2 separate regions of the Homo sapiens genome follow, and region 1 is linked to region 2. The links are chromatin contacts, found by Hi-C or POLR2A ChIA-PET in ENCODE. All regions are on one chromosome and are shown on one strand. Each heading gives the region's core, a stretch centred on a gene start or an enhancer-like site at or near the end of the contact. The rest is flanking DNA. Distances are from core to core; before and after follow the strand shown. Region 1 overlaps USF3 (upstream transcription factor family member 3). Region 2 overlaps GRAMD1C (GRAM domain containing 1C).

Evidence for each region. Hi-C counts contacts between places; a loop is a spot of excess contacts on that map. ChIA-PET counts read pairs that join two places held with the same protein, here RNA polymerase II (POLR2A). Pooled maps may share reads with other maps.
Region 1: a pooled map shows a loop between it and region 2 (2.0-fold over the local background). The contact joins two enhancer-like sites. A Hi-C loop is called at or near these places in 1 of 50 pooled maps. POLR2A ChIA-PET finds 5 or more read pairs at or near these places in 2 of 52 experiments (T-cell and activated B cell).

Annotation. Positions count from the first base shown.
Region 1 is chr3:113,674,003-113,679,474 of GRCh38, reverse strand. It overlaps USF3 (upstream transcription factor family member 3), which reads left to right. Exons shown (of 7, transcript NM_001009899.4): 2 at 2,078-2,193; 3 at 4,579-4,643. The coding sequence starts at 4,597. Among named protein-coding and RNA genes, the nearest start is that of USF3, 20 kb to the left of the region's middle. Within about 2 kb of position 3,039, at least 2 of the 41 ENCODE cell types and tissues checked have a DNase peak (open chromatin) inside an H3K27ac peak, as active enhancers do.
Region 2 is chr3:113,910,567-113,916,297 of GRCh38, reverse strand. It overlaps GRAMD1C (GRAM domain containing 1C), which reads right to left. Exons shown (of 18, transcript NM_017577.5): 10 at 460-597. Among named protein-coding and RNA genes, the nearest start is that of ZDHHC23, 35 kb to the left of the region's middle. Within about 2 kb of position 3,182, at least 2 of the 41 ENCODE cell types and tissues checked have a DNase peak (open chromatin) inside an H3K27ac peak, as active enhancers do.

The sequences.
Region 1 (5,472 bases), core at 1,790-4,289, 240 kb after region 2:
GCCACTGTACTCCAGGCTGGGTGACACAGCGAGACTCTGTCTCAAAAAAAAAAAAAAAAAAAAGAACTTTCTCTGTTGATAATGTTCTGTACCTTGATGGGGTTGGGTCATACAGTTGTGTGCATTCGTCAAAACCCATTGAATATTATACGTAAGATTTATGCAATTTATTATATGTAAGGTTTATCTCAAGGAAAAAAGTTTTGAAAACTGTGATTTTGATGCAGGTGATCTGAGCACCACACTTGAAAACTACTGGGTTTGAGTAACTTCAGGAATAGTTCTTCCATAAAAGCATAATAATTCAGAGATTACTAATGTAATCCTTTGGCATTCAAAAACTAAGGGAGCCAAAATATTAATGGAGCCAGGTGCAGTGGCTCCAAGCACTTTGGAAGACTGCGGCGGGAGGATCGCTTGAGGCCAGGAGTTGGAGAGAGAGAGAGAGAGAGAGAGAGAGAGAGACACCAGCCTGGACAGCATAGTGAGATCCCATCTCTAAGACAGAGAGACCAGCCTGGACACCATAGTGAGATCCCATCTCTACAAAAAATTAGCCGGGAATAGTGGTGTGTGCCTGTATTCCTAGCTGCTTAGGAGGCTGAGGTGGGAGGATCACCAGAGTTTGAGAGCCAGAAGTTTGAGGCTGCAGTGAGCTGTGATCACACCACTGCACACCAGCCTGGATGACAAAGCAAAATCCTGTCTCTAAAAACATTTTTAAAAATTAAAAAAAATTTTTAATGACACTTTAAATATTTTAAGGCATATATTTGTAGTTATGTAAATATTAAAAATGTAATTTCTTTATTAATAAGCTAATTATTAAGTGGACAGGGATTTATGAAAATATTGTATAGTTCCTTTCCAATAGATGCTCTTTTTTTTTAGCATCAGGAATGCAATTTTAGTAGCATGAAAATTGTACCTATAAATAATTTTACATTGAGATGGATATTCATAATGGCATTTGGTAAACGGGATGATTTTGATTTACAGTTGTCTTCCTCTTTCAGTTAAATTCCTGGCTTTCACCTGAGTGCAGAGAATGTTTACTTATGTGATAGACCCTTAGTGTCATTGACTTCAAGATTTTAGATATTGGTTATTATGGACTGAGCCCAGAAAAAAAAAATACTCTAGATGTTTAGACAACTAGAACTTTTACTTTATATACCTTAATTATATGTGAAATTATCTGCAGACTTTCAAAAGGGCTGCAGGGGAAAGGCTGGAACTAGGGTATTGGTCAGATGCTTGAACTTTCACCAGTTAAAGGTAACTGCCTGTGTTTCCAGCTTTTTCCTATCAGAATCACCTGGGGCACTTATTAAAATTCAGATCCCTCTCTTGAAGTTTCTAAAACTTTTTCTGTACCTAAAAAACCAAAAACAAAAAAGAAAGAGAGAAAGGAAGGGAGCGAGGGAGGAAGGGAGGGAGAAGGGAAGGGAAGGAGGGGGAGAGTAAGGGAGGGGAGGGGAGGGGAGGGGAGAAGATCACCCAAGGAGGTTGTTGAAAGTGCAAATTCCTGGGCCCTACCCAGACCTCTCATTTGTCATGTTTGGAATGAAGCCCCCAAATTTACATTTTTAAAGAACACATGCAATGCAAAGGTCTGAGGGCTGTCTTCCTAGTGCCTTAGGGGAAGGTCCTTATGTAAGTTTTCAGGCACTCTTAAAAGAGAGAAGTAGGAGGTAGGAAATTGAAGGAAAGATAATTTTAGAATTGAGGACAGAAGTTAGGGTAAGACCCAAGTGGAGGACTTTGAGTAACCAGCAGCTAGTGAGGACCTAAGGTACAATGAGCATGCATAAGAGAAAACAGAGAATCCCCTCTTGGGGACCATCCGTTGGCTGTAAGACTACCATCTTTGTCGGGATGGAGCATCGGTAACCAATAGGAAAGTGACTTTTGAGAGCAACTGCATTGATTTGCTTTCAAGTGTGGGGAGAATTCAGGATCATCCTTCGTGGCACTAAAAATCTGCTTGCATGCCATAGGTTGTCAGCCCTTGCCTTACGCGGTGCTAATGGACACCTAGCAACTATAAACATTCATTGATTTTTCTCTTGTGTAGTAAGAAGAAAGCATAACCCATAGACCATCTTCTGGCAGAAGATGATACATTTGGATCAGAAACGGGAGGCATTGGAAGCCAGGAATCAAAAGTGAAGAAACTCTGCAAGCCCTTAGGTGAGAAGGTCACAGGGATTATTCATTTACTTATTTAATTACATGTTCCCCACCATCACCATATGTTTACCTAATGTGAGCTCATTGCTTTTAGGCTGATAGGTACTTCACAAATGGTAGGGAAAAGGTGGAATAGGAATAAGCTGCTGGACATGGGTCTTGATGACACATTTCTCGACAGGCTGCTTCAGTCAGTGCTTTCTGTCATCCCCTTCCTGCATTCATGTCTACTTATTTCCCAGGACCCTTCTCCCTCCTCCCTAGGGCTAAAGTTAACCTGAAATATCTCACTAACATTTAAAGCTAACATTTATTAAATCCTTATTACTACTAGGTAACGTGGTCTTGTGCTGTACCCGCAAAATTTCATTCCCTGCTCGGAACAATCCAATAATGTAATACTGTTATTATGATTCACGGTGTAGATGAAGCATCTGAGATTCTGAGGGTCATGTAACTTGCCCAAGACCTGACAGCTAGGAAGTGGCAGAAACAGATTTTAAACTCATGCTTTCTGACTTCAGACTTCATACTTGCTACTTTTTCTCTCTCTCGGAGAAAAAAATGGGAAACCACACTTGCACCTCCTCCAGTGTACCACAGCAGGTATCCCAACTTGGTAGACTCATTTTGAAAGGTTGTTGATATAGTTAGGCTGTGTCCCCATCCAAATCTCATCTTGAATTATGGTTCCCATAATCCCATGTGTCATGGGAGGGGCCCAAGTGGGAGGTAATTGAATCATGGGGGCCGTTACCCTCATGCTGTTCTTGTGATAGTGAGTGAGTTCTCATGAGATGATGGTTTTATAAGGGGCTTTCCTCACTTTGCTCACCACTTCTCCTTCCTGCCGCCATGTAAAGGATATGTTTGCTTCCCCTTCCACCATGATTGTAAGTTTCCTGAGGCCTCCCCAGCCCTGCAGAACTGTGAGTCAGTGAAACTTCTTTCCTTTGTAAATTACCTAGTCTTGAGCATTTCTTCATAGCAGCGTGACAATGGACTAACACAGTAAATTGGTACTGGGAGTGGGGCACTGCTATAAGGATACCTGAAAATGTGAAAGCAACTTTGGAACTGGGTAACAGGCAGAGGTTGGAACAGTTTGGAGGGCTCAGATTAGAAGACAGGAAAATGTGGGAAAGTTTGGAACTTTGTAGAGACTTGGAGGACTCAGAAGAAGACAGGCAGATGTGAGAAAGTTTGGAACTTCCTGGAGACTTGTTGAATGATTTTGACCAAAATGCTGATAGTGATGTGGACAATGAAGTCCAGGCTGAGGTGGTCTCCGATGGAGATTAGGAACTTCTTGAAGACTAGAGCAAAGGTGACTCTTGCTATGCTTTAGTGAAGAGACTGGAAGCATTTTGCCCTGCCCTAGAGCTGTGGAACTTTGAACTTGAGAGAGAGAATTTAGGTTATCCGGTGGAAGAAATTTCTAAGCAGCAAAATGTTCAAGAGGTGACAGAGCACCATGATTGTAAGTTTCCAGAGGCATTCTCCAGCACTGTGGAGCTGTGACTCAATTAAACCTCTTTCCTTTAAAAATTACCCAGTCTCATGTATTTCTTTATAGCAGCATGAGAACGGACTAATACAGTTGTCAATCTCTGGGATATAAAAGCATCACAGCTTTCATTATGAAATTTTTGAAAGTCAGAGAAGAGAATGAAATCACCAAAATATCACTACCCTTACTTAACTATGATTAATATATTAATGTATTTGCTTTCTGGCCTTTTCCATATATGTATATATTTTCCAATAGTGCATGTATTATTTAGTAGCCTGATAATTGAAATATATATAGAATTTTCATACCCAGATTTTAATGACAGTCAAATGATAATATGAGACTTCTAGCAGTTTGAAGTTAATGCCCAACAAATGAGTGAGTGAATGAATGCTTGCTTTCATGTATGGAATATTACATGTTTGTGCTCTTGTCACATTTGTTTTTTTTGTGTTCAGAGTAGGGAACCATTGTTTTAGTTTAAATTCTGTATAACACTTCACATGAACAAATAGCATACTCTCCCAACTCAACTATGCTCTACCTATCTTTCCAGCTCTTGCTCAAATTCACATCCCCTTTAAGCTTTTCTTGATTTCCAAGCCTGCAGTGATCTTTTTCTACTCAAATTTTCTCAAGCAGTTTCTGGCTATACCTCACATTTGATATTCACCATTTTCTACATTTGCTAATTATAGTACTTTTATGCTATTTTCTTATACTTCTTTCTATCTGCAACACCTAATCCAATGCTTTTCAATGTCAATTTTATTTTTTAGCATTTTAATATTCAAATCAAATTGCTATTGACCAATTTTTGTAAGATTCTAGAATGACTAAGCTTTCTGGTGTGTCTTTCTATCCTTCTGTAGGTTCCTATTACTGTAACCATGCCAGAAATGACAGAGAATGAGACGCCTACAAAAAAGCAGCACAGGTATGTATCCACAGCCCCAATATAATATGCTTTGGGCAGATAAGAAGCAGAATTAGTTCCTATTTTGCTACATAGGTAGTCCTTAGAGAACTTTTATTTAGATACCGAGGAAATTATTACTCTCCAAAAATATTTGTAGATAAATACAGATTTACTGAAAAAGGTATATGGTTAAAAATTATCTGTCCTGGCCGGGTGTGGTGGCTCACGCCTATAATCCCAGCACTTTGGGAGGCCGAGGCTGGTGGATCACCTGAGGTCAGGAGTTCAAGACCAGCCTGGCCAACATGATGAAACCCCATCTCTACTAAAAATACAAAAATTAGCTGGGTATGGTGGCATGTACCTGTAGTTCCAGCTACTCGGGAGGCTGAGGCAGGAGAATTGCTTGAACCTGGGAGGCAGAGGTTGCAGTGAGCCAAAATCATGCCACTGCACTCCAGCCTGGGTGACAGAGACTCCATCTCAAAGAAAAAAAAAAGAAAAAAAATTATCTGTTCTTATTCTACTAGCAATATAACAAGAATGACTGTCAGTAGTTAATATATTACCAAATCTATGTTAAATGTTTTGTTTGTAATGACATTTTCACTTGCCTATAGTATTAATTTTTGTATATCCTAAGTTGATTTAGGCTCTAGTCAGTGTGAATAGACATTCTGTGACATTATAATCCATTAATGCTAATATGCATATCAGAACAATGTTACTTCTGGTTCTTTGTATAACCTTTTTTTCTGAGTTTCTAGCACCTTTAGCAATGTTTCTGCTTAGAATTGCATGGCCAATGGTTCTACTAATATTAAAATCATGATTCTCTTTCCTTACC
Region 2 (5,731 bases), core at 1,933-4,432:
GTACGTCATTCAGAGTACAAATGTACCCATTTCTGATGAATGTATACCTAGGAGTGGAACTGCTGAGTCACAGAGAATTCATACCTTTAGTAGTTACTGCCAAGCCTTTTGGCAAAGTGGTTGTTCCAATTTACACTCCACCAAAATTCAGTTGTTTCACATGAAACCATTTTGAATTGAGTTCAACCTAATCGAATTGGTACCTTAATGAATAAATATACTTTTAGTTTTCAAAAGTCTGAACTTAATTGTTGGAAGCATGTGCCTAATTAAATAATTATACTGTTCACATGTGAATTTAACCAAACATTTGAATACCAGTTTATATACTGTCAACATAAAAGCAAAGCATGTCTAATTCTTCCTCCTCACAACATAAATCAGTTTATATATGCTCAATATTCTAAGAATAATAGCATTCTCCCAAATTTATCATTAGGTAAGAACACAAGGACTAACCTATTATATTTCTAGAACTGGCAAATTTCTGCATAAAGCGTGAACTGGTAAAGAGCAATTCAAACATTCTGTCAGCACTGATATGAAAAATACGGTTGATAAAAAGTCTTCCATGAAGATCTTTCTCAGGAACATTTTCTGGAAAAACAGAAACACAAACCAAAAGAGAAGAAATCAAAGAAAGTTTATTTTAAGGCTTTAGGGGGTTTCGTGGGGTTTTCTTTTTTTATTTTGGGCATAAAATGGTTTTTAAATATGATTACAATGAGGAGAACATTCTAGGACACTATTAAAACTCCAAATAGGAATTAAATATATACATATGTATGACCTATAACTATGCATAACAATATATAGTTAACTAAACTACATATAATCAATATTTCAACTGTCAAAACCCAAAAGATACAGAAATATTTCACTTGAATGGTATCAAATGGCCATAATATGTCACTCAAAAGAATATTTCAAAAGGGACAAGGACAATATAGACACATAAGATAGTATCTAACATAGAAATTAGCAACTTCTACCTCTGAATGCTCACTCAGTAAATATTAATTTATCAATGGCTATAATATCTGCTGCACTTAGCTTATCAGCCTGAATAATGTTTCAACTTGACTTAATGTTCACTACCCAAAGACAAGAATGACTGTAATCACAACCTATTTTCAACATCACACATTAAAAGAACTAAGAAATCCTTCTGAAAAGTATTCATCAAAGCTAACAAATGCCCAATGAATTATTACATTTTTTCTGGGAATTTGATAATCATAGTGATGTTGAAAACTACTAGTGACAAATGAAGAAGCAATATCTTGCTCACCTATTCTCATATGCCCTGGAAATATTATATAAAATAGCCCATACTTACATAGTGCTTACTATATGTTAGACATTGTGCTACATACCTTACAAGTATTGACTCATCTTATTCTCACTGCAATGCTATGAGATAAGTGGTATTATCATCATTATTTCCAGATGGGGAAACAGAATCACAGAAATAATTGCCGAGGCTCCATGGCTAGTGAGTGACTGACCTGGAATTTGAACCCACTCCAGCTCCAGAGCACATAAACTTAACATCTATTTTATACCGCCAGAAGGAATTTAACTTAGAAGAACCAAACAGAAAAGAAAAAAAAAAAACCAAGGAACAGAAGCCTGGCATAATAGAGGAAGTAACATAAAGCAATTCAATATGAAATTGTAATGATTTCAGGACCAAGATTACTTACTATTATCTCAAGGATGATGCCCCATCGATACAGAATAAAAATTGCTGCAAAAGCTCCCCATGTTTCAGAAATCAAGCTCTAAGAATGATCTGGGTAAAGCATCTGTCAATATTAGTCAGGTTAAATCAAAGGGCAATAGTCTATGGATCAGAAAAACTCTGCTAGCTCTGGCTTCATCCCCAACTACTGCTGTTTATCCCTCATTGGATGATTTGTGTCTCCCTATTTTGCTAGAGGCATAAAGGACTTATGGATATCAGATAGATATTGATTTGCTTCTCCCTTCAACAATACTCTACGTAGGCAAAAACTCTTTACTGCAGTTTCAAATAATGGCTCCTTCAGCGTAGAAATGAATCACAAAACTAGGCAATTTTGCTAAGCTTTGTGAGGTAACTTTCCAATTAGGCCTGGGAAACAGCTTTTTCTGACACAGAAGTATTATATGTTCACTGTAAAAATAATTCAAATATTCACAAAGGAAGAAAACAACTAAAGGTGATTCTGTTGATCTTGTTCATTTCCTTCACAGAACCTATCCTGACTTGTAGTTATATTTTTATTGATTTATTGACTTGTTATCTTTCTCCTGCTTACTATAGTAGATCAATATACTATCACTAAATAAAATGATGTTTGGTTTAAAGTGATCTGCAATCTCCCTCACTCCCTCTAAACCCACACACACATCCCCAGTCTCCTGGGATGGTTTACTTTTTGTGACCTTTTCAAATGTCACTTCAGTTCATTGACTTCAACCGTCTTCATAACTTCACAACTTTAAAAAAGTAAAAACACAGATTCATTATTTTACCCATTTAATACATATGACAAGTCCAAGATTTTGGAACGTGCTTAGGGAAACCAGTAGGAGCGCTTGATTTGCTATCTAATGATAATCTAATAAGAAAAAAATCGCCATACACTTTAAATAAAACTCCCCAAACAGAGGTCTGAATGTTACATATACCTTCTTACTGCTATAAAGCCAAACAGCCTTTGCAAGGAGCAAAGTGTGATCAGAGCTCCTGTGCAATAATGAATCTATACACTATTATTCTTTATTTCTAGATATGTACAATTTTTATCAGTTTTATTGTTATCCTTTATGCAACTTATAATGTTTCTTTTATAGGATTCTTTTTTTTTTTTTTTTTTTTTTGGAGACAGAGTCTCACTCTTGAGATTAAAAGCGTGTGCCACCACACCCAGCTAATTTTTGTATTTTTAGTAGAGATGGGCTTTCCTCACATTGGCCAGACTGGTCTCGAACTCCTGACCTCAGTTGACCCACCTGGCTCAGCCTTCCAAAGTGCTGGGATTACAAGCGCGCGCCACCACATCCAGCTGAAACTACTTTGGAAGGACCATTCTTATAAAAGAAGCAGGTGAGAAAGAGAAAACAAAAATCCTGGTTTTGGTGCTACTTACCTATTTGGCCACTGGGGGCCAGAGTAGATCTTCCTAAAGTCCTAAATTCAGGTAAACAGCGTATGACTAATCCATGCCCAGCTGCATACTAAAGCAAGAATGGTAAGGACACTAATAAAGCAGTCTCTATGTTACCCTTCATCTTTCCAAATGTCTCCCACTACATTGACTTCAATGGCAAGGATCTTACAATTTTAAGAAAAAGAGTCCTTAAAATGCCTACTTAATAAGTACAACAAGCCTCAAGTAATTTGTACTAAATTTTCCTTTAAACAACTACTTTTATTATATTTTTTGCTTTCTCTTTCTCTTTCCCTTTCTCTCTCCTATTGGTGGTTACAAGAAAGTAACACAATCATAGTGTCTATAACATCTATCCTCAAAACTGAAACATAAAAAGTATTAAATCTTTTTTTTTTTTGAAGAGACTGGATCTGGCTCTTTTGTCGCCCAGGCTAGAGTGCAATGGTGTGATCATAGCTCACTGCAGCCTTGATCTCCTGGGGCTCAAGTGATGCTCCTGCTTCAGCCTCCTGCGTAGCTAGGACTATAGGCATGCACCACCATGTCCAGCTAATTTTCTATTTTTTGTAGAGACAAGTCTTGCCCAGACTGGTCTCAAACTCCTGGCCCAAGCAATCCTCCCACCTTGGCCTCTCCAAGTACTGGGATTACGGGCATGAGCCACCGTGCTCAACCAAGAAAAACCAAAATCTTTTATCTTTCTCAAACCTAAAAGCAGTATAACACACACAATCTATATTTTGGAAGTTTTTAAAATATGTTTTAAAAAATTAAATTTTATATTAAGGAAAACACATTAACATAGTAAACTTACATCTACATAAAATGGTTGGGAAATGGGCTTACATTGACTAACACAATATTATTGTGTGCTGGGTATTATATATAATGCAGTGGAGATGTCTCTTCTTCAACCCTTCCGAGTTAAAGGTGCCCAATTAGGGTAATTCCCAGCCTCTCTCTACCCCTTTAACTCACTCTAACCATAGGAAGTAGATTATTGGTATGGACTGAATGTTTGTGTAGCCGCAAATTATTCTGTTAAAGCCCTAACTCCTGGTGTGGCTGTACTTGGAGATGGGGCCTCTAAAGAAAGTAATTAAGTTAATTGGCCAGGTGCGGTGGCTCATGCCTGTAGTCCCAGCATTTTGGGAGGCCGAGGCGGGCTGATCACGAGGTCAGGAGATCAAGACCATCCTGGCTAACATGGTGAAACCCCATCTCTACCAAAAATACAAAAAATTAGCTGGGCATGGTGGTGGGCACCTGTAGTCCCAGCTACTTGGAAGGCTGAGGCAGGAGAATGGTGTGAACCCGGGAGGCAGAGGTTGCAGTGAGCCGAGATCGTGCTACTGCACTCTAGCTCAGGGGACAGAGCAAGACTCTGTCAGGAAAGAAAGAAAGAAAAGGAAGGAAGGAAGGAAGGAAGGAAGGAAGGAAAGAAACAGAGAGAGAAAGAGAGAGAGAAAGGAAAAGAAAGAAAGAAAAAGAAAGAAGGAAAGAAAGGAAGAAGGGAAGGGAAGGAGGGAGGGAGAAGGAAGGAAGGAAGGAAAGAAATAATTAAGTTAAATAAGGTGGGTCCCAGATCTGGTAGAATTAGTGTCCTTATAAGAATAGACACCAGACACTCTGGAAGGCCGAGGCTAAAGGATCAGTTGAAGCCAGGAGTTCAAGACCACCCTGGCCAACATGAGGAAACCCCTTGTTTACTAAAATTACAAAAAATTAGCTGGGCGTGGTGGTGCATGTTTGTAATCCCAGCTACTCCAGGTGTTCCAGAGGGTGAGGCACAAGAATCGCTTGAACTCGGGAGGCAGAGATTGCAGTGAGCCAAGATCACACCACTGCACTCCATCCTGGGCGACAGAGCCAGACTCTGTCTCAAAAAGAAAAAAAAAAAAATACCAGAGAGTTTGCTCATGTATGCTCTCTCTCTCTCTCGTGTGCGTGTGTGTGTGTGTGTCTCTCTCTCTGTTGTTCCCTGCTCTGCTCCTCCCTCACACTTTGCTCCTCTAACCATGAGCATGTGCTAAGGAAAGGCTATGAGCAGACACAGTGAGAAAGTGGCAAGCCAGGAAGAGAGCCCTCACCAGAAACCAACTCTGCCAAACCTTGATCTGGGGTTTCTATCCTCCAGAATTATATGAAATAAATTTCTGTTGCTTAAGCTACCCAATCTGTAGTATTTTGTTATGGCAGCCTGAGCTACTAATACAGTTAGTAAATGTGGAAGGAGTATGTTGGGTAGGCTTGGCACACCTCTGTCCTTCTCTCTGGATCTAGGTGCCCACAGAAGCTGGTTCTCCTCCAGGGGGGATCGTCCCTCCAGTTGGGGAGGAGATTGAACATTGCCTGTGATTGATAGGTAAGTCCACCTCATTCTTCAGCTCCATCAGCAGCCCACTTATCTTTCACACATACCCACATCCGTTGACTTTGTTACTATTAGTATAAAAGGTGATATTTTGGCCTCTATCTGACTTGCTCTTCATTTTCTTTCCCAATTTTGTTACCACCAGGGTGGTCAAGAAGGACTGCTATTTGTTGAGCCCACTCTAGACCTCATGTAC